Regions from separate parts of the Homo sapiens genome. Here region 1 is linked to region 2. Evidence: chromatin contacts called from ENCODE Hi-C or POLR2A ChIA-PET data. All regions are on one chromosome and are shown on one strand. The core of a region is the stretch at or near the end of the contact, and the rest is flanking DNA. Distances in the headings are between cores, read along the strand shown. Region 1 has its middle 35 kb from the start of DNAJB6. Region 2 overlaps LOC102723795 (a long non-coding RNA gene).

The links. Hi-C counts contacts between places; a loop is a spot of excess contacts on that map. ChIA-PET counts read pairs that join two places held with the same protein, here RNA polymerase II (POLR2A). Pooled maps may share reads with other maps.
Region 1: a pooled map shows a loop between it and region 2 (7-fold over the local background). The contact joins two enhancer-like sites. A Hi-C loop is called at or near these places in 3 of 37 single-sample maps with no recorded cell type and 10 of 50 pooled maps. POLR2A ChIA-PET finds 5 or more read pairs at or near these places in 2 of 52 experiments (activated T-cell and endothelial cell of umbilical vein).

Annotation. Positions count from the first base shown.
Region 1 is chr7:157,300,339-157,304,397 of GRCh38, reverse strand. No RefSeq gene overlaps it. Among named protein-coding and RNA genes, the nearest start is that of DNAJB6, 35 kb to the left of the region's middle. RefSeq lists enhancers at 1,458-1,727, 1,938-2,067 and a silencer at 2,649-2,943. Within about 2 kb of position 1,822, at least 17 of the 41 ENCODE cell types and tissues checked have a DNase peak (open chromatin) inside an H3K27ac peak, as active enhancers do.
Region 2 is chr7:156,917,450-156,921,469 of GRCh38, reverse strand. LOC102723795 (a long non-coding RNA gene) reads right to left here. Exons shown (of 4, transcript XR_928253.3): 4 at 1-179. Among named protein-coding and RNA genes, the nearest start is that of LMBR1, 26 kb to the right of the region's middle. RefSeq lists enhancers at 359-498, 2,507-2,576, 2,597-2,656. Within about 2 kb of position 2,014, at least 3 of the 41 ENCODE cell types and tissues checked have a DNase peak (open chromatin) inside an H3K27ac peak, as active enhancers do.

The DNA of each region.
Region 1 (4,059 bases), core at 573-3,072, 380 kb before region 2:
ACCCATCTCTAAAATATGAAAAGCAGGCCGGGCGCAGTGACTCATGCCTGTAATCCCAGCACTTTGGGAGGCCAAGGTGGGCGGATTACAAGGTCAGGAGTTCAAGACCAGCCTGGCCAATATGGTGAAACACCGTCTCTACCAAAAATGCAAAAATGAGCCAGGTACGGTGGCACATGCCTGTAGTCCCAGCTACTCAGGAGGCTGAGGCAGAAGAATCGCTTGAACCCGGGAGGCGGAGGTTGCAGTGAACCGAGATCCCACCACTACACTCCAGCCTGGGCGACAGAGTGAGACTCTGTCTCAAAAAGAAAAAAAAAAAAGAAAGAAAGAAACCTTGGGCTATGCTGGGCACACTGTCTACGAGGAGGACCTACCCCACAAGGAGCAGTAAAACAAAACAAAAACAACAACCACCTCAGATCCATCACAGGCTCTCCCCTTCTTCCACTTTGTCCCCGTGCACCTGCCTATGTTGGACAATTCATATGAAAGGAATCCATCTCTCTTTTCCTTTGCGACTAATTTGAATGTTATTTGATACAGCAGCATCCACATAGATTTGCAATCAGTAGCATATGTCAGTGTGAGAGACGTGACAATCAATACTCAGAGGAAGACATGCATCGTCTTTGACCTAACAATTCCACTGACAGGAACGTCTGCAGATCCATTTGCAGGAGTAGACAAAGTGAAACACATTAAATATATGCCGGGACACGCTCTGCAGCCATGGTGAGAGTGGCAGAGACTGCAGCTACCCTAAGCACTAATTCCTAAGGAACTGATGAGATGGACACAGTAGGACCATGCAATGGAGACTATGCAGCAACTGAAAAGAAGGGCAGAGGCCGGGCGCGGTGGCTCATGCCTGTAATCCCAGCACTTTGGGAAGCTGAGGCGGGCGGATCACGAGGTCAGGAGATCGAGACCATCCTGGCTAACACGGTGAAACCCCGTCTCTACTAAAAATACGAAAAAATTAGCTGGGCGTGGTGGCAGGTGCCTGTAGTCCCAGCTACTCGGGAGGCTGAGGCAGGAGAATGGCCTGAATCCAGGAGGCGGAGCTTGCAGTGAGCTGAGATTGCGCCACTGCACTCCAGCCTGGGAGACAGAGGGAGACTCCGTCTCAAAACAAACAAACAAACAAACAAACAAAAAAAGAAGGGCAGATCGGCCGGGCGCAGCGGCTCGTGCCTATAATCCCAGCATTTAGGGAGACCAAGGCAGGTGGATTGCCTGAGCTCAAGATCAGCCTGGGCGACATGAGAAAAACCCATCTCTACTAAATAAAAAATAAAAAATAAAAAATACAGGGCCGGGCGTGGTGGCTCATGCCTGTAATCCCAGCACTTTGGGAGGCCGAGGCAGGCAGATCATGAGGTCAAGAGATCGAGACCATCCTGACCAACATAGTGAAACTCCACCTCTGCTAAAAATACAAAAATTAGTTGGGCATGGTGGCTCGTGCCTGTAGTCCCAGCTACTTGAGAGGCTGAGACAGGAGAATCACTTGAACCCAGAAGGCAGAGGTTACAGCGAGCCGAGATCACACCACGACACTCCAGCCTGGACGACAGAGCGACATTCAGTCTCAAAAGAAGAAGAAGAAGAAGAAGAAGATAGAGGGAGTGGCTGGGTCAGGGTTGACATGGCCTCCTCCGAGGAAGACATACTGAATGTTCCCACCAGGAGGGAGTTGGGCTCAGAAAGACAGTCGAGCCCTGGGGCTGTGCCTGGGGCTGTGCTCACCAAGCAACGCTGATGACAAGGCGGTTTCTGGGCCACCCGACACCAGGAAGTGGGCGCCTGTGCCAGGCAGCTTCCTGTGATCTGGCTGCTGTGAACTGGAACGTTGGTGGCACGGTTTACACATACTGAGTGGTTTCCCTTACTCATCTGTTTGGGGGTTTTTGTTTTCGTGTGTTTGCTCTGGTTTCCATTTCCAGTTTTTAAAATGTGTGCCTATAATAGATAAAACGCACGTTGTCAGGAAAATTCAAAGTGTGCCCTGTCTATGATGCAGACAGGCCCCTGCAATTCCACTCGAGCTACAGGTCAGTAGCCTGAACATACACATGGGAACATACAGTTTAGACGCCCCCAGAACGGCTCTTTCACTCACTAAGGCCTCGTGGACAACCTTCCAGGCAGAACAGAAGGATCTACCGTTCTTTTTTTTTTTTTTTTTTTTTTTTTTTGAGACAGAGTCTTCCTCTGTCGCCCAGGCTGGAGTGAAGTGGCGCAATCTTGGCTGACTGCAACCTCCGCCTCCCGGGTTCAAGCGATGCGATTCTCCTGTCTTCTCCTTCTTTTGACAGATTTTTGAACTTTTCCCCAGAGGCCCTGTTATGGGCAAAACAGTGCTCTCCAAGCCCTGTGTTCAAGCCCAACTCCCAGTACCCAGAATGTGACTGTACCTGGAGACAGGGTCTCCCGAGAGATCATTAAGCCAAAAGGAGGCCATTAGGGTGGGCCCTCTTCCAATCCGATTGGGGTCCTTACCAGAAGAGATCAGGATGCAGACGTGCACAGAAGGGCCACCCTGTGAGGACACAGAGGGCCAAGGGCCATCGATCAGCAAAGGGAAGTAGCCTGGGACACAGTCGTCCTGCAGAGCCACTGAGGAACCAGCCCTGCCTACACCTTGACCTTGGCCTTCCAGACTGCAGAGTGCGAGACGCTCAATCTCTTGTTTAAGCTGCCCAGTCTGTGGGATGTTGTTCTGGCAGCCCTGCGAAAGGAATTCAGACCCTCTTAGCCAAGGGGAATAAATGCTCTAAGGTTTCATATTATATATTGGAGTCATACATTTTGTTCTTGCCATCGTATATTCAGCTGTGTTGTCTTTAAATCAACATGATCTGAATTACTTGCTAGATATATGTATGTATTTTGAGACAGGATCACTGTTACCCAGGCTGGAGTGCAGTGGTGTAATAATAGCTCTCCACACACTGCAGCCTCGAACATGGGCTCCAGCGATCTTCCTGCCCCAAGTAGCTGGGAATACAGGCATTCACCACAATGCCAGGCTAGTTTTTTGTTTGTTTGTTTGTTTTTTGACAGTTTCACTCCTGTCACCCAGGCTGGAGTGTAGTGGCGTGAACACGGCTCACTGCAGCCTTGACTTCCAGGGCTCAGGTGATCCTCCCACCGTAGCCTCCTGAGCAGCTACTTTTTTGTATTTTTTAGTAGAGATGGGTTTCACCATGTTGCCCAGGCTGGTCCCAAACTCCTGGGTTCAAGCAATTTGCCAGCCCCAAAGTGCTGGGATTACAGGCGTGAGCCACTGTTCCCGGCCTTTTTTTTTTCTTGTAGAGATGAGATCTTGCTTTGTTGTCTGGGCTGGTCTCAAACTCATGGCCTCAAGTGATCCTCCTTCCCTTGTTTGTCTTTTGCAACCCTCCATAGATGTAAAAGCCATTCTTGGTTCCAGGGCCGTGACTGCTTTCAGCCTGACAGAGGCAGGACTAATGGCATTTTTATTTCCGAACAATGCAGTGGGATGTTGGTGAGTGAATACCATGTCTTTAGACCACCAGGGAAAGTGACACGGGAGCGTGTGCAACACCGGCGTGCGCTCTCCTCCCACCGCGGGTGTTTTCTCACCAGGGTTCCTGTGCAGGAGCCTCCGCGCAGGTGGACGGAGAGAAGCTGTGTGGGGGACCCCGGCCTCCCGCTCCCCTGCAGAGCAGGCCACGTGCTGGACGCTGGGGAGCCGGCCTTCCTGGGAGGTGGACCTGGGCTCCCTGACACACGTGGGAGAATTCTGCATGCGTGTGAGAGGTTCGCATCGCTGTGCTGAGGCCTCTCCCAGGGAGAGCTGCGTCTTCTCCTTTCCACACAGGCTCTGGTGCAGCTCCGGAGAGCAGGCTGGACACGTGGCGGGCGGGCTGGACGCGTCCTCCCCTTGGGACAGGAGTCCTACTCACGTTGTCGTCCAACCAAACAGCAAACAAAGCAAAACAAAAAACAGCTGGAACCTTACGGGGCCCCTAAAATGGCAGCAGAGACTCGTAGAAGCCGATCATCTGAGTCATTCCTCATTTCTCTAAG
Region 2 (4,020 bases), core at 765-3,264:
GGGCACAAGGGGCTTTCCCAGGCCAGGCCACCCAGTGCTCCCAGTGGGCCGGGCCTCGAGTGCTGGTTGTGTGGGGCTTCCCTTTCCCGTCACTCTGGTTCCTCTCACTGGGGGAGGGTGGTGTGGTCCTGTGGGCAAAGGATTACCTAGGTGCCGAGGCGAGAGACTGAAGGCACAAACTGTTTCAGTATAATAAAGAAAATAGAATAAGAATAGTTATAACACAAATTAGATATAGAGATGATCATGAACATTATCAATCATTAGTATAAACATTATTAATCATTAGCTTTTACTATTACTCTTTGTTGTATTACTAATACAACCAATAAATAACCGGCGGGTGGGTATATGGTCAGGTGCTGAAGGGATATTGTGAGAAGTGACCTAGAAGGCAAGAGGTGAGCCCTCCGTCACGCCCGCATAAGGACCGCTTGAGGGCTCCTTGGTCAAGCGGTAACGCCAGTGTCTGAGAAGGCACCCGTTACTTAGCAGACCATGAAAGGGAGTCTCCCTTTACTTGGAGGAGTCAAAGAACACTCTGCTCCACCAGCTTCTTGTGGGAGGTTAGATACTATCCAGGCCTGCCCGCAGTCATCTGGAGGCCTAAACCCCTCCCTGTGGTGCTTCAATGGTCATGTTCCTTGTCCACTTTCATGTTCCTCCCATACTCCTGGTTCCTCTTTGAAGTTCGTAGTAGATAGCAGTAGAAGAAATAGTGAAAGTCTTAAAAAGTCTGATCTTTCTTGTAAGTGCATAGAAGAAAACGCTGACGTATGCTGCCTTCCCTCTCTGCTTCGGCTACCTAAAAGGGAAAGGGCTCCCTGTCCCATGATCACGTGACTTGCCTGGCCTTATCAATCACTTGGACGACTCACCCTCCTTACCCTGCCCCCTTGTCTTGCATGCAATAAATATCAGCGCGCCCAGCCATTCGGGGCCACTACCGGTCTCCGCATCTTGGTGGTAGTGGTTCCCCGGGCCCAGCTGTTTTCTCTTTATCTCTGTCTTGTGTCTTTATTTCTTACAATCTCTCATCTCTGCACACGGGGAGAACACTCACTAAGCCCTGTAGGGCTGGACCCTATAGGTCCCCTGGCCCTGGTGTCAGCGAGCTCCCTGGCAATCCCCTCGCCAGTGCTGCCAGGCTTGACTGGTGCTCTTGGCAGAACTCCTGTCTGATCTGAGGGAGGAGTGAGCCTACCTGGGCCACCTTCTGTTCAAGGTTGTGGGTGAGAAGACACCTGGCCCGGGTCACTTGGGCTGTGGGTGGGGAGTTGTAAGGCATCCTGCTACTGGGGTGCTCCTCCAGTCTGGGGTCCCTTACACGTCTGCCTTCCTCTTTCCACTTTTCAGAGTTCCCCTTTGTCTTTCCTGACTGCCTCATCTGCACTTGATTGCACCATCCGATTTCAATTATCTCCATAGCATTGATCAATTACCTGATATTTTAATACTTAACCAATTGTATTTGTCTCTCCTCCTAAAGTATATGCATAAGATAGCTGAGACCTGTAAGAACTGTTCTTGAATCAGGGCTTATGTGTAAGCTTTATTTGCGTCAGTATTCTCAGCTCCTAGAGTAGGGGTGGGCGCAGGGCAGGCCAATCCTGGTGAGGGTGAGCCAAGTGAGTGCGTGAAAACCAAAGGAAAAAACAAGAGTGAATGCAGATGTCTTCACCCCCAAACAACATGTTGAGTCACCCTAATTAGTACACAAAGAGAGAACAATTTACTGGGACAGGCCAGGCGAGTGTGACTGTCTGCCCACGGTACAAACTTGCTTCTCCTCTCATGCCTGAGTACGGGTAGGCATTCATTCACCGATGGAGGAATGTGCCTTTTGACTCTGCAAACACAATGAGGAGAGTGTGAGGGGTCCGGCGCACCTCTGGGGTTTATGCGCTGCCTCTGCCTGAAGCACGGAAGCAGGTGAGCGTGGGCCTGTCGGTGGTCCAAGGCCACAGGACACTGATGGCTGCCGTCGCCCAGCCTGCCCGCGCTGCGCAGAACCAATTCCTGTCTCTGCCCCTTGGCGAGTGACCAGGTTGCCCAGCAGTGTGAATGTGTGAGAGCTGCTAATCTCACCCCGTTTTCTCACTCTCTTTTTGGGAAGAAGAAAACCAAGCTGAATAAACAACTGTCGGCAAACAAGCACCCTGGACCTCCTTTGGCGTGTCCTTGAACAATACTGAATGCCTTTATTAGTCTGTGCGGTTAACACCAGCCTATTTATTTTTGCTAATGAGACAGAAGTGGAAGATTGGGGTTTTTACAACATTAGACATTATGCCAACCAATTTAATTATTGACAGGGATCAAGGATATTCACCCCACATCAAGTCCACTACTTATTATTGTAACATGCCTAAGAGGAATTAACCACATTTGAACTTAATTAGAACATTCATGATTTCAGAATAAAGCCTATCCCTGCTAATTCTCGAATTAATCTGATTTGTACTGGCTAGGATTTCTAATGCTTCTGAAACAAATCTTTCAGAAGTAGAATGGTGCATGGTTTCTTTTCTAACTACAGGAATGCAGTCAGTGACTTCAGAAATGATTCCTCAGTTAATGCCACATGTTTATTTGCATGCTTTTCCTGGTAACTATTATTCATATTTCAGATTAAAGTCTACCCTTAGACTCATATCAGGAGCTAGGCTATGCAGACATCACTATTAGAATTAAATGTACTACCTGAGGGGAGAAGTAAGAGCATCTGCTCCTTCAATGTTTGGATGAATAAAGGCTGATGATGCCAGGGCTGGTTACTAAGATTTGTTGTATTAAATAGAATCACTTTTCCTTGAGGTCTGTAAGCACTCACACACACACACACAAACTCACACTCACACACACACTCACACACTTACCTGAAAGCAGGAGGCTAAGTTTTGAAGTTTCAAACTTTAACTTGTAAAACAGCCAAATGAAAAATTAAAACCCGGCCAAGCGTGGTGGCTCACGCCTGTAATCCCATCACTTTGGGAGGCCGAGGCAGGTGGATCACTTGAGGTCAGGAGTTCGAGACCAGCCTGGCCAATCTGGTAAAACCCCATCTCTACTAAAAATACACAAATTAGCTGGGCATGGTGGCAGGCACCTGTAATCCCAGCTATCACTTGAACCTGGGAGGTGGAGGCTGCAGTGAGCCAAGATCACGCCATTGCACTCCAGCCTGGTCAACAGAGTGAGATGCCGTCTCAAAACAAAAACAAAAACAACAACAAAAAAAACAACCCACCCCCTACATTTTAATGATTAGGATAGAAAGTGAGAGAAGGGTAATTATCCAGTGAATTTAGACACTGTAAACAAAATGTATCATTTAACCTGAATACTTACTCCATCCTTAATTATCTACAGTATAATTCTGACAAAATTGCTATTTGCCTGTATTGCAACTATAGCTTTGTGGTCTTAGGCAATACAATATAAATAATATAACAATGTAACAGGGCTGGGCCCCGTGGCTCATGCCTGTAATCTCAGCACTTTGGGAGGCTGAGGCAGGTGGATCATTTGAGGTCAGGATTTCGAGACCAGCCTGACCAACATGGTGAAACTCTGTCTCTACTGAATAAAAAAAAAATTAGCCGGGCATGGTGGTGCATGCCTGTAATCCCAGCTACTTGGGAGGCTGAGGTAGGAGAATCGCTCAAACCCGGGATGTGGAGGTTGCAGTGAGCCAAGATTGTGCCACTGCACTTCAGCCTGGGCAACGGAGCGAAACTCCATCTCAAAAAAAAAAAAACAAAAAAAAACCCCAAAAAAACAAAACAACAACAACAAAAAAAAAACCAAAACAATGTAACATAACACACTAATATAACACAACATAAAGTCATACAATTCAACATAACATTATAATGTAATATAATGTAATATCTTTAACTGGATCTCTGCTACCTACTCAGATCCTTTCCAAATCTTCCCTAACAGACTGAAGTCAAGCAGTGGCCAAGAGGTACATTGACATCGAGGTGCTCAGCATGATTATAGATTATGCCAAAT